Linked DNA regions of Homo sapiens: region 2 is linked to region 1. Evidence: chromatin contacts called from ENCODE Hi-C or POLR2A ChIA-PET data. All regions are on one chromosome and are shown on one strand. Each heading gives the region's core, a stretch centred on a gene start or an enhancer-like site at or near the end of the contact. The rest is flanking DNA. Distances are from core to core; before and after follow the strand shown.

The links. A loop is a pair of places that touch in the nucleus more often than their neighbours do. ChIA-PET counts read pairs that join two places held with the same protein, here RNA polymerase II (POLR2A). Pooled maps may share reads with other maps.
Region 2: a map of gastrocnemius medialis shows a loop between it and region 1 (5-fold over the local background). The contact joins two enhancer-like sites. A Hi-C loop is called at or near these places in 1 of 168 maps with a recorded cell type or tissue (gastrocnemius medialis), 1 of 37 single-sample maps with no recorded cell type and 3 of 50 pooled maps. POLR2A ChIA-PET finds 5 or more read pairs at or near these places in 8 of 52 experiments (A549, A673, GM10248 and 5 more).

The regions. Positions count from the first base shown.
Region 1 is chr19:57,298,070-57,305,566 of GRCh38, reverse strand. No RefSeq gene overlaps it. Among named protein-coding and RNA genes, the nearest start is that of ZNF543, 19 kb to the left of the region's middle. RefSeq lists an enhancer at 2,429-2,928. Within about 2 kb of position 3,471, at least 7 of the 41 ENCODE cell types and tissues checked have a DNase peak (open chromatin) inside an H3K27ac peak, as active enhancers do; they include gastrocnemius medialis, where a contact is called at or near this core.
Region 2 is chr19:57,334,686-57,342,182 of GRCh38, reverse strand. No RefSeq gene overlaps it. Among named protein-coding and RNA genes, the nearest start is that of ZNF304, 13 kb to the left of the region's middle. Within about 2 kb of position 3,207, at least 2 of the 41 ENCODE cell types and tissues checked have a DNase peak (open chromatin) inside an H3K27ac peak, as active enhancers do; they include gastrocnemius medialis, where a contact is called at or near this core.

The DNA of each region.
Region 1 (7,497 bases), core at 2,222-4,721:
GCCTGGGGGATAGAGCAAGACCCCATCTCAAAAAAAAAAAAAAGAAAAAGCCTCAAGCATGTCAGTTCAAAAAAAATTTTTTTTTAAGTGATGAGTTCTGGAGGTAAATACACCCACTCTGGATTTTCTGGTTACAATCACTACCTTTTCTCTCAACCTCAGCTAGAAATCCAGACTCATGAGGCCTCAATCCCTGACCTTTCATTCCTTGCAAATGCCAAAGCCAACTATGTAGGAAACTTTTTCAGAGAAGAAAACTCTGTCCTCCCAGAAGATAAATTTTCCACTTTGCTCTACGAGGCAGAGAGCAACCTCAAACCACAAACAGGTTGGGACTTGAACAGGCCTGAACTCAAGTATTCTTTCCTGGGAAATTCATCCATCTTGTTGGATAAAAGCAGCAGTTTTAATCAGTGTGTTTTCATCCATTTACTTACTGTTTCACAGTTTACTTAAACATCTTACAAATGACTGTCAATTGAACTATTTACAGTTGTTATTATAAAAGTTTTTTTTTTTTTTTCTTGAGACATAGCCTTCACTCTGTCGCCCAGGCTGGAGTGCAGTGGGGTGATCTCGGCTCACTGCAAGCTCTGCCTCCCGGGTTCATGCCATTCTCCTGTCTCAGCCTCCCGAGTAGCTGGGACTACAGGCGCCTGCCACCACGTCTGGCTAATTTTTTGTATTTTTTTAGTAGCGACAGGGTTTCACCGTGTTAGCCAGATGGTCTTGATCTCCTAGCCTTGTGATCCACCCGCCTCGGCCTCCCAAAGTGCTGGGATTACCGCGCCCGGCCGAAAGTGTTTTAAATCTTTGTATACATGTATTTTGGTGTAAGAAAGCACTCAATCCTAATGAGTATGCCCCAACATGACTTGTTTGGTTATAAAATATAAGTATGTTTAAATTTAATGTGAAACCCTTAAGTAACAACATATATAAACATTAACTCAAACAGATGTCAAAGCTTTGCAACACTGAGTTACACAAAGCCTAATTAGGTAGACAAGGATGGGAGGCTGAGGTGGGAGGATCACTTGAGTTCAGGAGATCAAGACCAGCCTGGGCAACGTAGTGAGACCCCCATATCTATAAAACAACAACAACAAAAATAGGATAACAAAGAACACAAACAACCGAAATATTTTGGATTACATCAAAATTTAAAACTATTCTTCAGGATACACTGCTAAGATAACAAAAAGAAACCAAATACAGATAAATGGTTTGCAAAACATGTATCTGACAAATAACTAGCATTCAGAATATTAAAAGATACAATGAATTCTTAAAATTCAATGTTAAGAAGAAAAAACAATTTAAAGTGGGACAAAAGATTTGGACAGATAGGGTCTGGTGCAGTGGCTCACGCCTGTAATCCCAGCACTTTGGGAGGCTGAGGTGGGCGGATCACCTGAGGTCAGGAGTTCAAGACCAGCCTGGCCAACATGGTGAAACCCCATCTCTACAAAAAATAAAAAAATTAGCTGGGCGTTGTGGTGGGGGCCTGTAATCCCAGCTACTTGGGAGGCTGAGGCAGGAGAACTGCTTGAACCTGGGAGACGGAGGTTGTGGTGAGCTGAGATCTCACCATTGCACTCCAGCCTGGGCAACAAGAACGAAACTCCGTCTCAAGAAAAAAAAAAAAAAGATTTGGAAAGATAACTAAAGATATATGAACAATGAACATATGAAAAAATGCTCAATACCAGTAGTCATTTCAGCAATGAAATTTAAATCCACAATGAGACACCTCTACACATCTGTTAAATTGAAAAACTTAAAGTGTAACAAAACCAAGTGCTCAAAAAGATGTAGGACTGGAGCTCCCACAAAATACTGGTGAGAAATCAAAATGGTACAGCCATTTTGGAAAACAACTTGGCAGTTTCCTATACAGGTAAATATACACATATCATATGACACAGCAATTCTACTCCTAGTTATTTACAGAATACAAACGAAAATGTTTCCAACCAAATATCTGTAGCAAGAGAGTGACTTCAGCAAGAAGGCAGATTAGCAGTCCGTAAATGCTGTTCTCCCCACCCCCACAGAGCCAAAATAAATAAGCAAATACATTTTAATGCAAATAACTAAAGGAAAGCACCAGAATATGTCAAAGTAATAACAAAAACTCTGGTGAGCACAGAAACTCAGGATAGCCAAGCAGAGAATGGAACACCTGGTCTCCACAACCCCATCCCCCAGCCAAGATCAGCTGAAAACCAGAAGGAATTTCTCCGTATGTGGAAAAAGTGAGCAATAGCATACCAGCAGCGTACATCACCACCTTGGACACCTACAGTACTCACCACTGGGGTCCCCTACAGCCCTCACAGGCACTAAGCTTAGCTGACGGACCCGCCTGGAGTCCATACAGCTGTGCTCCTGAGGAAGGAGCTGACACTGTCCTGCCCCCAGTGGCCCATACAGCTACTGTGCTGTTATTTTGGAACGGCTGGAGTTCTGTCTGGTTCCATGGCACCTCTTCATCCCTGAGGATAAGCCATCACCATCCACCCCCACCTGGTGGCCCAACATCTACAAGCAGCTTTTCCACCTTCCCATGTAGGGCCATGCAGTGGGAGAGCTGCACCACCTACCCCTCAAGTCCCTATGCTAGGCTGTGTCCTGTCACCTTCGACTAGAGCTGAAGCTGTGCACTCCCTCCTGGGAAAACAATGCTCTGGCAGATGTGCAACATCCACCTCTCACTGTCTACCTCTCAGTCTACTTCTCCCAAAACTGCCCTGCTTCCAGGGACCTGAGCTGAAGCTGCACATTGCCTCCTGAGGAAAGGATGCCTTGGCGAAGCTCCTCCACCTACCCCTCCCAGATGCTGCTACATCCTGCCCCTCTAGGCCAGAGCTGAAGCAATGCCAGGCATCCTGGGAAAACAGTGCATTAACCATCCAGAGCAGTCACACCCCTCTGTACCTGAGCTGAAGCAGTACCTTGTCTCCTGGGAAAACAGTACTTTGGCCATCGAGAGCAGTCATGCCTCCCCAGTGCCTAAGTTTAAGCAGCACCCTACCTACCACCCTGCCTTCCAGGTAACAGTGTCTTGGCCATCCCAAGCAGACACACAGTCCAGTACCTAATCTGAAGCAGCTTCCTGCATCCCAGGAAAATGGTGCCTGGGCCAACCTAAGGTCACACACCCTAGACCTGAGCTGACGAGGCACATTACCCTCTGGGGATGCAGTGCCTTGCCTGAACTGAGTAGCTATGCAATACTGGGCTGAGCTGGCATGGGCCTTCACATTCCAGGGAAACAAAGCAGGGCATGAGATGAGACACCCCACACTACAGGCCAAACAACTCTAGTACTCACTTTAGGGAGCTAGCTGGATAACCAGCTGCCAGGGGGCAGGACTAACACCCTGAAGTATGGGCTGCTGAGACAGCTTTCTCCCTGGGGAGCTGAGTCATCACTGGGCTGCTCCCTATTGCCCAAGGCCCAAACAAAAACTGTGCTATGCCAGAAACCCAAGTTGCCAATGAGCCTGAATGGTTCAGGTTACCAAACTGCAGCTGTATTCTGTTTCCTTGGCCCAATACTCCAAAGCACCACTTCTTCCCTAGAGTTGGGCCTGTGCTGTGCCTGGCCGCCCAGAAACAAAAAGCTACAACCTGGCCCTTTGGGCCCAAGCTGCTAGGGAGTACATCAGAGTTACAGATCTTGGCTCTGTGGTAAACCTACCTCCAATTCTACCACATGGAGCAAATCTATAGCTCAAAACCCAGGTGCCACAATAGGTTCATCAGATGCTGAGCCTAGAACCCCAGACCCACAGCTGCCCTGAGCACCTGCACCTGGAACCCAGAGCCACTGTACCTGCCTATAGGCCATATCATACTTGACAGCAAGAAGTATCTTCATGGCTAAGTAACTTCATTGTGGGGCAAATGAAAATAGGAGGACTCCAAAAAAGCCCTTGCCATTAACAACCTATGCCATTACTGCTACAAACTTTTACAACCTAGGCCACTGAGGAAAACAAAGTTACTGCCAACATTAAATACTGTTGATAAAGCTGAACAAAGACTATACCATTTCACTTATCTGGAAACAGAGTTACTACACCCTTCTCAACTAGCACACTAAGGACCAAGTGCAGGTGAAAGCCTCTATGAAAGTGACTGTAGAAAAATGGGAAGACGCCATTGTTTCACCAGATGCACAGACATCAATGCAGGGACAATAGAAACATGAAAAGGCAAGGAAATGTGTCACCATGAAAGGAACACAATAACTTTCCGTTAACAAGCTAGAAGGAAATCTACCAATTACCAAAAAAGTAATTCAAAATAATGATCTTTTAAAAACTCAACAAGGCCAGGTGCAGTGACTCACACCTGTAATTCCAGCACTTTAGGACACCAAGGTGGGCGAGTCACTTGAGGTCAGGAGTTCAAGACCCGCCTGGCCAACATGGTGAAACCCTGTCTCTACTAAAAATACAAAAATTAACTGGGTGTGGTGGTGCACACCTGTAGTCCCAGCTACTTGGGAGGCTGAGGCAGGAGAATCACTTGAACTTGGAAGGCAAAGATTGTTGTGAGCCAAGATCACGCCACTGCACTCCAGCCTAGGTGACAGAGTGACACTCTGTCTCACAAACAAACAAACAAACAAAAAACCCTCAATAGGATACAAGATAATACAGAAAGATAATTCAATAAAATCAGAAAAACAATTCATAACATGAAAGAGAAATTTAAGAAAGAAATATTTTAAAATCACCAAACAGGAATCCTGCAGCTGAAGAATTTAATGTATAAAATATAAGGTACAATAGAGAGCATCAATAGCAAACTTACTCAAGCAAAGAAAGATAAAGAGTTTGTTTGGAATTACCAGTGAGAGAAGAATAAATAAGAATGACAAGGAGTGAAGAAAGCCTACCAGACTTATTAGATAACATCAAGGGAAAAAAATTTCATATTTTTAGAGTTCCAGAAGGCAAAGAGATGACAAAAGGCATAGAAAATATATTTAACAGGTCGGGTGCGGTGGCTCACACCTGTAATCCTAGCACTTTGGGAGGCTGAGGTGGGTGGATCACCTGAGGTCAGGAATTTGAGACCAGCTTGGGCAACATGGCGAAACCCCGTCTCTACCAAAAATACAAAAAATTAGCCAGGCATGGTGGTGGGTGCCTGTAATCCCAGCTACTCGGGAGGCTGAGGCAGGAGAATCACTTGAACCTGAGAGGCAGAGGTTGCAGTGAACCAAGATTGCACCGTTGCACTCCAGCCTGGGCAAGAAGGGTGAAAATGCCGTCTCAAAAAAAAAAGAAAAAAAGAAAAAAATATATATTTAATACAACTTTTTAAATAAAACAGGCCAGGCGTGGTGGCTCACGCCTGTAATCCCAGCACTTTGGGAGGCCAAGGCAGGTGGATCATGAGGTTAGGAGTTCAAGACCAGTCTGGCCAACATGGCGAAACCCCGTCTCTACTAAAAGTACGAAAAATTAGCTGGGTGTGGTGGTGTGCACCTGTAATCCCAGCTATTTGGGAGGCTGAGGCCAGAGAATCGCATGAACCCAGGAGGCGGAGGGTGCAGTAAGCCAAGACTGCGTCATTGCACTCCAGCCCGGGCGACAGTGCGAGACTCTGTCTCAAAAAAAAAAAAATTAAAAAAATAAAACATATTTAATGAAATTATAGCTGCTAAGGAGATCACAGCAAGATTAAAAATAAAAGAAAACGAAAAAGACAATGAAATAATAGCTAAAAACCTCCCAAGTCTTGCGAGAGATATGGACATTCAGATCCAGGAAGCTCAAAGATCCCCAAAAAGGTCACCTCCAAGGCACATTATATTTGAACTGACAAAAGTCAAAGACAAAGAGAAAAATCCAAAAGTACCAGTAGAAAAGCATCAAGTCATATATAAGGGAATCTTCATTAGAATAACAGCAGAAACCTCACAGGCCAGGAAAAAATGGGATGATATATCCAAATTTCTGAAAGAAAAGAAAAAATATCGGTCAAAAATACTATGCACAGCAAACCAATCCATCAGAAATTAGGTAGAAATAGCCAGCCACAGTGGCTCATGCCTATAATCCCAGTATTTTAGGATGCTGAGGCAGGCGAATTACTTGAGGTCAGGAGTTCAAGACCAGCCTGGCCAACATGGTGAAACCCCATCTCTACAAAAATACAAAAATTAACCAGGCATGGTGGCATGCGCCTGTAATCCCAGCTGCTCCAGAGGCTGAGACAGGAGAATCGCTTGAACCTGGGAGGTGGAGGCTGCAGTGAGCCAAGATCATGCCACTGCACTCCAGCATGGGCAAGAGAGTGAAACTCCACTTAAAAAAAAAAAAGAAAGAGAAAAATTAGGTAGAAATAAAGTGTGTCTCAGGCAAGCAAAAATTAAGGGAATTTATCACCACTACACCAGCCTTTCAAGAAATGATCAAGGGAATGCTATATCGGGAAATAAGAAGACAATAATCACCATTATGTAACCACATAAAAGTATAAGACTCACTGGTAGAGCAGATAGGCAAAGAAAAAAGAGAAAAAAAAAATCAAATCTTATCACTACAGAAAACCACCAAAATACAATGATAAAAAATAAGAGATGAAGAAAAGAACAAAGGATATACAAAACATTCTGAAAACCACAAAATGAAAGGAGTCTTCACTTAAAAATAATAACCTTGAGGTAAACAGATTAAATTCCTACCTTAAAAGATATATACTAAATGGGTTTTTAAAATGACCCAACTATATGCTACCTATAAGAAACTCACTTCACCTCTAAAGACACAAATATGGCCAGGCGCAGTGACTCACACCTGTAATCCCAGCACTTTGGGAGGCTGAGGCGGGTGGATCACCTGAGGTCAGTTCGAGACCAGCCTGGCCAACATAGTGAAACCCCATCTCTACTAAAAATACAAAAATTAGCCGGGTGTGGTGGCGCACACCTGTAGTCCCAGCTACTCGGGAGGGTGAGGCAGGAGAAATGCTTAAACCCAGGAGTCAGAGGTTGCAGTGAGCCAAGATAGCACCACTGCACTCCAGCCTGGGTGACAGAGCGAGACTATGTCTGGAAAAAAAAAAAAAAAAAAAAGACACAGACTGAAAGCGAAGGAATAGAATATATTCCATGCAAATGGAAACCAAAAGCAAGCAGGAGTAGCTATACATTTTTTTTCTTTTTTCTTTTCTTTTTTTTTTTTTTTTACCACAATCATGACTATATAAGGAGTAGCTATACTTACGATAAGAGACTTTGTATCAAACACAGTAGGGATGAAATCAGGAAGAGGATACAAAAATTGTAAATATATATGCACCCAATATCAGAGCACCCAGATATGTAAGGCAAATATTATTAGATCTAAAGGGGAAGACAATACAATAATACAATAATACTTGTGGACTTCAACACCCTACTTTCAGCAATGGACAGATCATATACATAGAAAATCAACAAAGAAACACCAAGTTTAAACTGACTTTAGACCA
Region 2 (7,497 bases), core at 1,958-4,457, 37 kb before region 1:
TACAAATCAACAATGAACACATGAAAAGATATTCAATATCATGAGTCATTTTAGCAATGCAACTTAAAACCCAAATAAAATACTGCAACACACCTGCTGAAATTAGTAAAATGTTTCAAAGTGACAATAAATACCAAGTGATGACAAAGATGCAGCACTGGACTCTCATACATTTTTGATGAGAATGCAAAATGATAGTCATTTTGGAAAACAACTTGACAGCTTCCTATATAGGTAAATATAAACATACCATATGATATACCAATTCTACTCTTAGTTATTTACAAAAGACAAGTTAAAATGTTTCCATCCAAATATCTGTAGCAAATATTCATGAACGTCCTATTCACGACAGCCAAAAACTTGGAAAATTGTTCACGAACAGGTGAACAGATGAACAAATTGTAGCATATCCACAAAATAAACTACTCTATATAAGAAACAATATGAAATAAAATGAATAAATCCCAAAATCATATGCCAAGTGAAAATATCTGAAAACCACATATTATATGATTCCATTCACTTCACATTCTAAAAAAGGCAAAAAGAGAAAAACCTAAATGAATGGGCCTTATAGCTGGAGTTTGGGAGACAGTTTGACTATATCAAGGAATATTTTCTTGTGATGGAAATATTTCACAGCTTTAATGGTGGTTTGTGATCACAAAATCATGTATTCATCAAAATTCACCAAAAATATTCTTAACAGGAGATTACTGAATGCAAAGTTTACTTCATTATCTTTTTTAAGAAAAATTAATAGGACTGAACATGATGGCTCATGCTTGCAATCCTAGCACTTAGGAGGGCAGAGGCAGGAGGATAGAATGAGCCTAGGAGTTCAAGACCTGCCTGGGCAACATAACAAGACCTCATTCTCCACAAAAATAAAAAAAGGCAAAAAAATTAATAGAAGAATATTTAAACTTAGAGATAATTCAAGACTACACCTTAGATATTCCCCTAGACCTGTCCAAAAAAAAAAAAAAAAGGAATGATATATAAAGAAAACATGCAAGAAAACAATGCAAAATTTGAACTTCCTTTAGAGTAAGTGAAAACATAGGGATGGCTGTATAGATTTAGGAAAGACAACCATACATCTGGCATATCATTTTATATACTAAAAATATTAATTTTGCAAAGAGAAAGTTGTACAGAGCCATGTGGGGGTTTGCACGCAACTCATGGGGAGACACTGGCTGCCACAATTTAGGAAGACTAACAGAAAACTTCATCTGACATTCCTTTAATTGGTGTGGATAAGTGATTTCCCCCAAAAATGGCAATGGCAAGGCCAGAAAAATACTGGGCATCTGAGAAACTGGATCCTCCAGAGATTTTAGTTCACTGAGGGATGGGAAGAGGTCTGTGGGGTGGTGGAAATGGGGGTTAAGGTTTTTCCCAGAACTTCCAAACAGCCTGGGTCAGCTCAGAAAACGTTGGACTAATGTTCAATCTAGGTTTAGAGCTTTGCATGGTTGAGTCCCACAGAATGGGGCAAAAAGAGGAAGACATTTCAGAAAATGAGTATGAAGTAACGATCTACAGAAGTGAGAGGGGAAAGAATGTGAAAATTGGGTGTTCATTAATAGAAAGAATGTGAAAACAGAACTTCTTACTTTTGATATTCTATGGCAGTAAACTGTGAGATGATTACTGGAGTACAGGGAGTTTATCTGAGATATGAACTCAGGATGCACAGGAATGAAAATGAGGCAGTGAGACGGAAGAGGGGGCGCAATAAAACTTTATTAGTGGCCAGGCACAGTGGCTCACACCTGTAATCCCAGCACTTTGGGAGGCTGAAGAGGGTGGATCAATTGAGGTCAAGGGTTCGAGACCAGCCTGGCCAACATGGTGAAACCCTGTCTCTACCAAAAATACAAAAATTAGCCGGGTGTGGTGGTGGACACCTGTAATCTCAGCTACTAAGAAGGCTGAGGCATGAGAATCACTTGAACCCAGGAGGCGAAGGCTGCAGTGAGCCGAGATCACACCACTGCACTCCTACCCTACAGCCTGGGGGACAGAGCCAGACTCTGTCTCAAAAAACAAAACAAAACAAAAACTTTATTAGTGAGCAGGCTGACATCCTCCCAGAGGTCATTTGATAAGACTTGTAGGAAGATGGGTTGTACAGAACAAGACATCAACAGCGTTAGCTACAAACCCTAATCCATTTGTGTCTACATTGTGATTGGATCTTTAAGGTAATGACCAGCCAGTGTTGGTATATGAAGAAGTCAATACACTCCCTTATAATGGTTTCAGCAAAGGCTCTGTTGGCAGGGAAGTTAATGTCATATCCAGAAAAAGCAGCAATGCCATTAAATAAGAATCAATGCACTGTCTGGGAGGAAAAAGGTCTGACGTAAACATGTCACCAAGGGGCAGGCTGTTCTCTTGTAGGGATTACACCATATACTGTCTTAGTGTTGGTCTTCGTAAATAGTAGGTAAGGAGCGGAGCTATTTTAGTTGTGGTCAGCAGGATGCCATGTTGTTGGGCCCTTTTAAAACCTCCATTCCTGGCTGGCTGCAGTGGCTCACGCCTGTAATCCCAGCATTTTGGGAGGCTGAGGTGGGTGGATCATGAGGTCAAGAGATCGAGACCATCCTGGCCAACATGGTGAAACCCCGTCTCTACTAAAAATACAAAAATTAGCTGGGCATGGTTGCAAGCGCCTATAATCCCAGCTACTCAGGAGGCTGAGGCAGGAGAATTGCTTGAACTCGGGAGGTGGAGGTTGTAGTGAGCTGAGATCGTGCCACTGCACTCCAGCCTGGTGACAGAGTGAGACTCCGTCTCAAAACAAACAAACAAACAAAAAACAATAACAAACAAAAAAAACCCTCCGTCCCCTAACACCTTGGTGACTATATTTTATATCCCTAGAGTGCAAGGACTGGGATGGCTGAGGACTGAGCCTGGTTAACCTTAACTACTAGGTTCCCCTCCCCTCTTCTGCAGTGGGTTTCTTTTTATAGGCACTGACGTGGGACATAAATATCCACTCACTTTGCCCACTCCAGTAATTTCATGCCCTTGTTCTATATATACTTGTCACTGATCTGCAGCACTTCTGAACAACGAGACAAACCATTTCCCACAAAAGCACACATGTATCTTTACCTCAGGGCACTTCTCCCAGCACAAAGGTAACGCCCACTTGTACTGGTCCAGCTTCAGGCCATGGAGAGGATTTCTCTACATCCCTGGCCACATCACAGCCACTCAAGGCAGGATGTGATGTATCAATCTATTTTTAGCTTACTCCAAACATCAAGATAATCCATCTATAAATAAGGCTGGGTTTGTTTTTTTTCCTATTTTTCAGCCAACCAAAAGTATGACAGTCTGATTCCATTTTTGTTTTATGGGTTTTTTTTTTTGTTGTTGTTTTTTAGACAGAGTCTCACTCTGTTGCCCCGGCTGGAGTGCAGTGGCACATTCTTGGCTCTCTGCAACCTCCGCCTCCAGGGTTCAAGCGATTCTTGTGCTTCAGCCTCCTGAGTAGCTGGAATTACAGGCATGCGCCACCATGACCGGCTAATTTTTTGTATTTTTAGTAGAGACACGGTTTCGCTATGTTGGCCACGCTTGTCTTGAACTCCTGGCCTGAGGCAATCCTCCCTGCTCGGCCTCCCAAAGTGCTGGGATTACAGGCGTGAGCCACCGTGCCTGGCCTCTGACTCCATTTTTGATATGTGACATTTGATTGTTGCCAGTTTAAAAGCCCCACCTCCCCTTTGGCCCACTTTTAAGCAACCTGATTTAAAAAGTCTACATGCTCCTTCCCTTTGCACAGCAGGAGAGCCAAACTCCCACCCCTAGCCAGTAGCAAGGCAGAAGGAGGCAGTCCAAGGCAATGCTAGTTGGCATTATACTTTCACTTCCAGGATAGCGCCATCTCAAGGCAAGCAGTGAGAGTCGTCAGCACTCCACTCCCTGCAGCCCTCTCCAAAGACAGATCAAGGTCACAAAACTTAAAAGAAGAGCGCTTCAAGGACATTTGGAACAGGTAAAATAGAGACCTAACATTTGAAACAATTAAAATAGAGGCCTGACATTTGGAACAATTAAAATAAAGACCTCACTCAGTTTTTCTGAGTTGCAAAAAGGGGGAAGGGAGTGGGAATGAAAATATTTGAAGAAATAAAGGCCAAACATTTCCCAGATTTGGCAGAAGCCATACACCTGAAGACTTGAAAAACCGAACAATCACGCAACAGGATAAACATAAAAAAATTCCACACTAGGACACATCATAATCACATTTCTGAAAACTAAAGACACACATTTTAAAAGCAGTTAGAGAGAAATGACACATTAGTAAAGAAGAAGAACAGTTCAAATGGAAGCAGATTTCTCATTTAAAACCAGAGGCCACAGGGAAGTGCTGCAATGTTTTTCAAGTTTTCCAAAAGAAAAGACTTGTCAACCATGAATCCTATACCACACAAAAATTTCCTTCAAGAATTAAGAAATAAAGATATTCTCAGATAAAAGAAAACAAAGAATATTTGTCACAGGTAGACTTATTCTAAAAAAAATGGCTACAGGAAGTTCTCCACATGCAAAGAAAATGGTAGAAGGAGGCTTCAAGATAGAAGAACAATGGAAAGGGTAAGAAATACAGGCAAAGAGACTATTCTTGTCCTTTCAACAAAGTCTGACATTATGACATAGGACTAGAGATTTTAAATAAATAGGTTTGACAACAGAAGCAGAAATTATAACATCATTCAATATGGTGCTCAGCACATGGAGAGTAAATGCTCAAGACAATTGTATTAAAAGAATAATGGGGCCGGGCGCAGTGGCTCACGCCTGTAATCCCAGCACTTTGGGAGGTTGAGGCGGGTGGATCACGAGGTCAGGAGATCAGGCCAACGTGATGAAACCCCATTTCTACTAAAAATACAAAAATTAGCTAGGCATGGTGGCAAGCGCCTGTAGTCCCAGTTACTGAAAGGCTGAGGCAGGAGAATCGCTTGAATCTGGGAGGTGGAGGTTGCAGTGAGCCGAGACTGCACCACTGCACTCCAGCCTGGCGACAGAGCGAGACTCCGTCTCAAAAAAAAAAAAAAAAAAAAAGAATAATGAGTATAAAGGGACCTAATAAAAGTAACATTTCTACAAATCACTCAAATTGCTATAATGTTGACAACCAGCAGATTGTGATTAAGTTACATAAATACATTTTAATACATAAAGTAACCACTAAAATAATTATACCAAGAAATACACTTAAAAAAGCACTATGTTAGAGCTTGCTGTTAAAATAAAATTTAAAAATTTAAAAAACACTACAGACAAACCAAAACTGAATTCTTAAAATTGTACAGGTATCCAAAAAAAAAGGCAAGAAAATAAAATATGCCAAAAACCAAACCAACACAGAAACAAAAAAAGAAAAAAAAGGAAAAAGAGGCCAGGCATGGTGGCTCACGCCTGTAAACCCAGCACTTTGGGAGGCCGAGGTGGTAGATCACCTGAGGTCAGGAGTTCGAGACCTGCCCGGCCAACATGGCGAAACCCCGTCTCTACTAAAAAAATACAAAAATTAGCCAGGCGTGGTGGCACATGCCTGTAATCCCAGCTACTCAGGAGGCTGAGGTAGGAGAATCGCTTGAACCCGGGAAGTGGAGGTTGCAGTGAGCCGAGATCATGCCACTGTACTGGAGCCTGGGCAACAGAGCAAGACTCTGTCTCAAGGGGGAAAAAAAAAAAGGAAAAGCAAAGGAAAAAAATGATATATTTAGTGCAACATATCAATAGCCACCTTAAAGATAAATGGTTTAATATACCAACTAAGAGAGATTTTCAAAGTGAAAAAGAAAAAGAGCAGGACCCAACTACATGTTGTCTACATAAAATTTACTTCAAATATAATGATGTAGGCAGGTTGAAAATAAAAGAAATGGACAAAGATAAGCCATGCAAACATTAACTTTTAAAAATGCAGCAATTATACCTTGTATTAGTGTAAGACAAAGTATACTTCAGAGCTCAGAAAATGAACATGGACAAAGAGGAAAGTTTCATAATGATAAGAGGGACAATACATGAAGAAGATATAATAATCATAAATGCATATACACCAAACAAGAGAACATTCAAATATATGAAGCAAAAAGTGATAGAACTGAAAGAAGAAATAAAAAATTCCACAATTACTGTTGGGGACTTTAACATCCTTCTTTTAGCAAAATATTAGACAAAAAATGAGGAAAATATAGAAAGTCTGAATAACATCATTAATCAACAGGATCCATAAACACAGAATATTTTACCAAACAACACCAGAATATACATCCTTTTTACAAGTACCTACGGAATACTCCACAAGCATGTTGTTTATGGGCTTTTTGTTTATGGCCCCAAAACAAACTTCAACAAATATAAATGTTTTGAAATTAAACGAGCTTGTGCTCAGGCCAAATGTGAAACTAAAAATAACAACATGATAACAGGAGTATTTTAAATACTTGGAAATGAAAGAGCACACTTTTCTTTTTCTTTTTTTTTTTGAGACAGAGTCTTGCCCTGCCGCCAGGCTGGAGTGCAGTGGTGCGATCTCAGCTCACTGCACCCTCCGCCTCCCGAGTTCAAGCGATTCTTCTGCCTCAGCCTTCCGAGTACCTGGGATTACAGGAGCCCGCCACCACGCCAGCTAATTTTTGTATTTTTAGTAGAGATGGGGTTTCACCATGTTGGCCAGGATGGTCTCCATCTCTTGACCTCATGATCTGCCCGCCTCAGCCTCCCAAAGTGCTGGGGTTACAGGCGTGAGCCACCGTGCTCGGCCAAAAGAGCACACTTCTAAATAACCCATGTGTCACAGATAATTTCTTAAATGGAATCGAGAAATAGTTAAGCTGAATGAAAATATAATTACAATATAGGAAAATGTAAGATGGAGCTCAAACAGTGCTGAGTTTAGCTTATAAAACTAAATGCTTATGTTAGAATAAAGTCTCTAATGATAATCTAAGCTCCCACCTCAAGAATCTACAAACAGCAATATACAACCAAAACAAGTAGAAAAAGAAAATAATAATGATCAGAATAGAAATCAAAGTCAGAACACATAGAAAATCAATGACACAGAAAGCTGGTTCTTTGAAATAGTCAATAAAATTTATAAACATCTAAGAAGATTAACAAAGATAAAGAAGACACACATAACCACTATTAGGAATAAAACAAAGGATACAACTATAGAACCTTCTGTCATGAAGGGAATAATAAGGGAATACTTCAAATAAATAACTCCACAAATTTAAGTTACAAAACTTAGATGAAATGGAACAATTCCTCAAAAATAATAATCTATCAAAACCCACCCAATATGAAATAGTTTGAGTACCTATTAAGTTGAATGACTACGTAATTCAAACCTTCCACAAGAGAAACCTCCAGACTTAAATGGTTTCACCAAAAAATTCTACCGAATACTTAAAGAAACAACACCAATTCTACAAAATG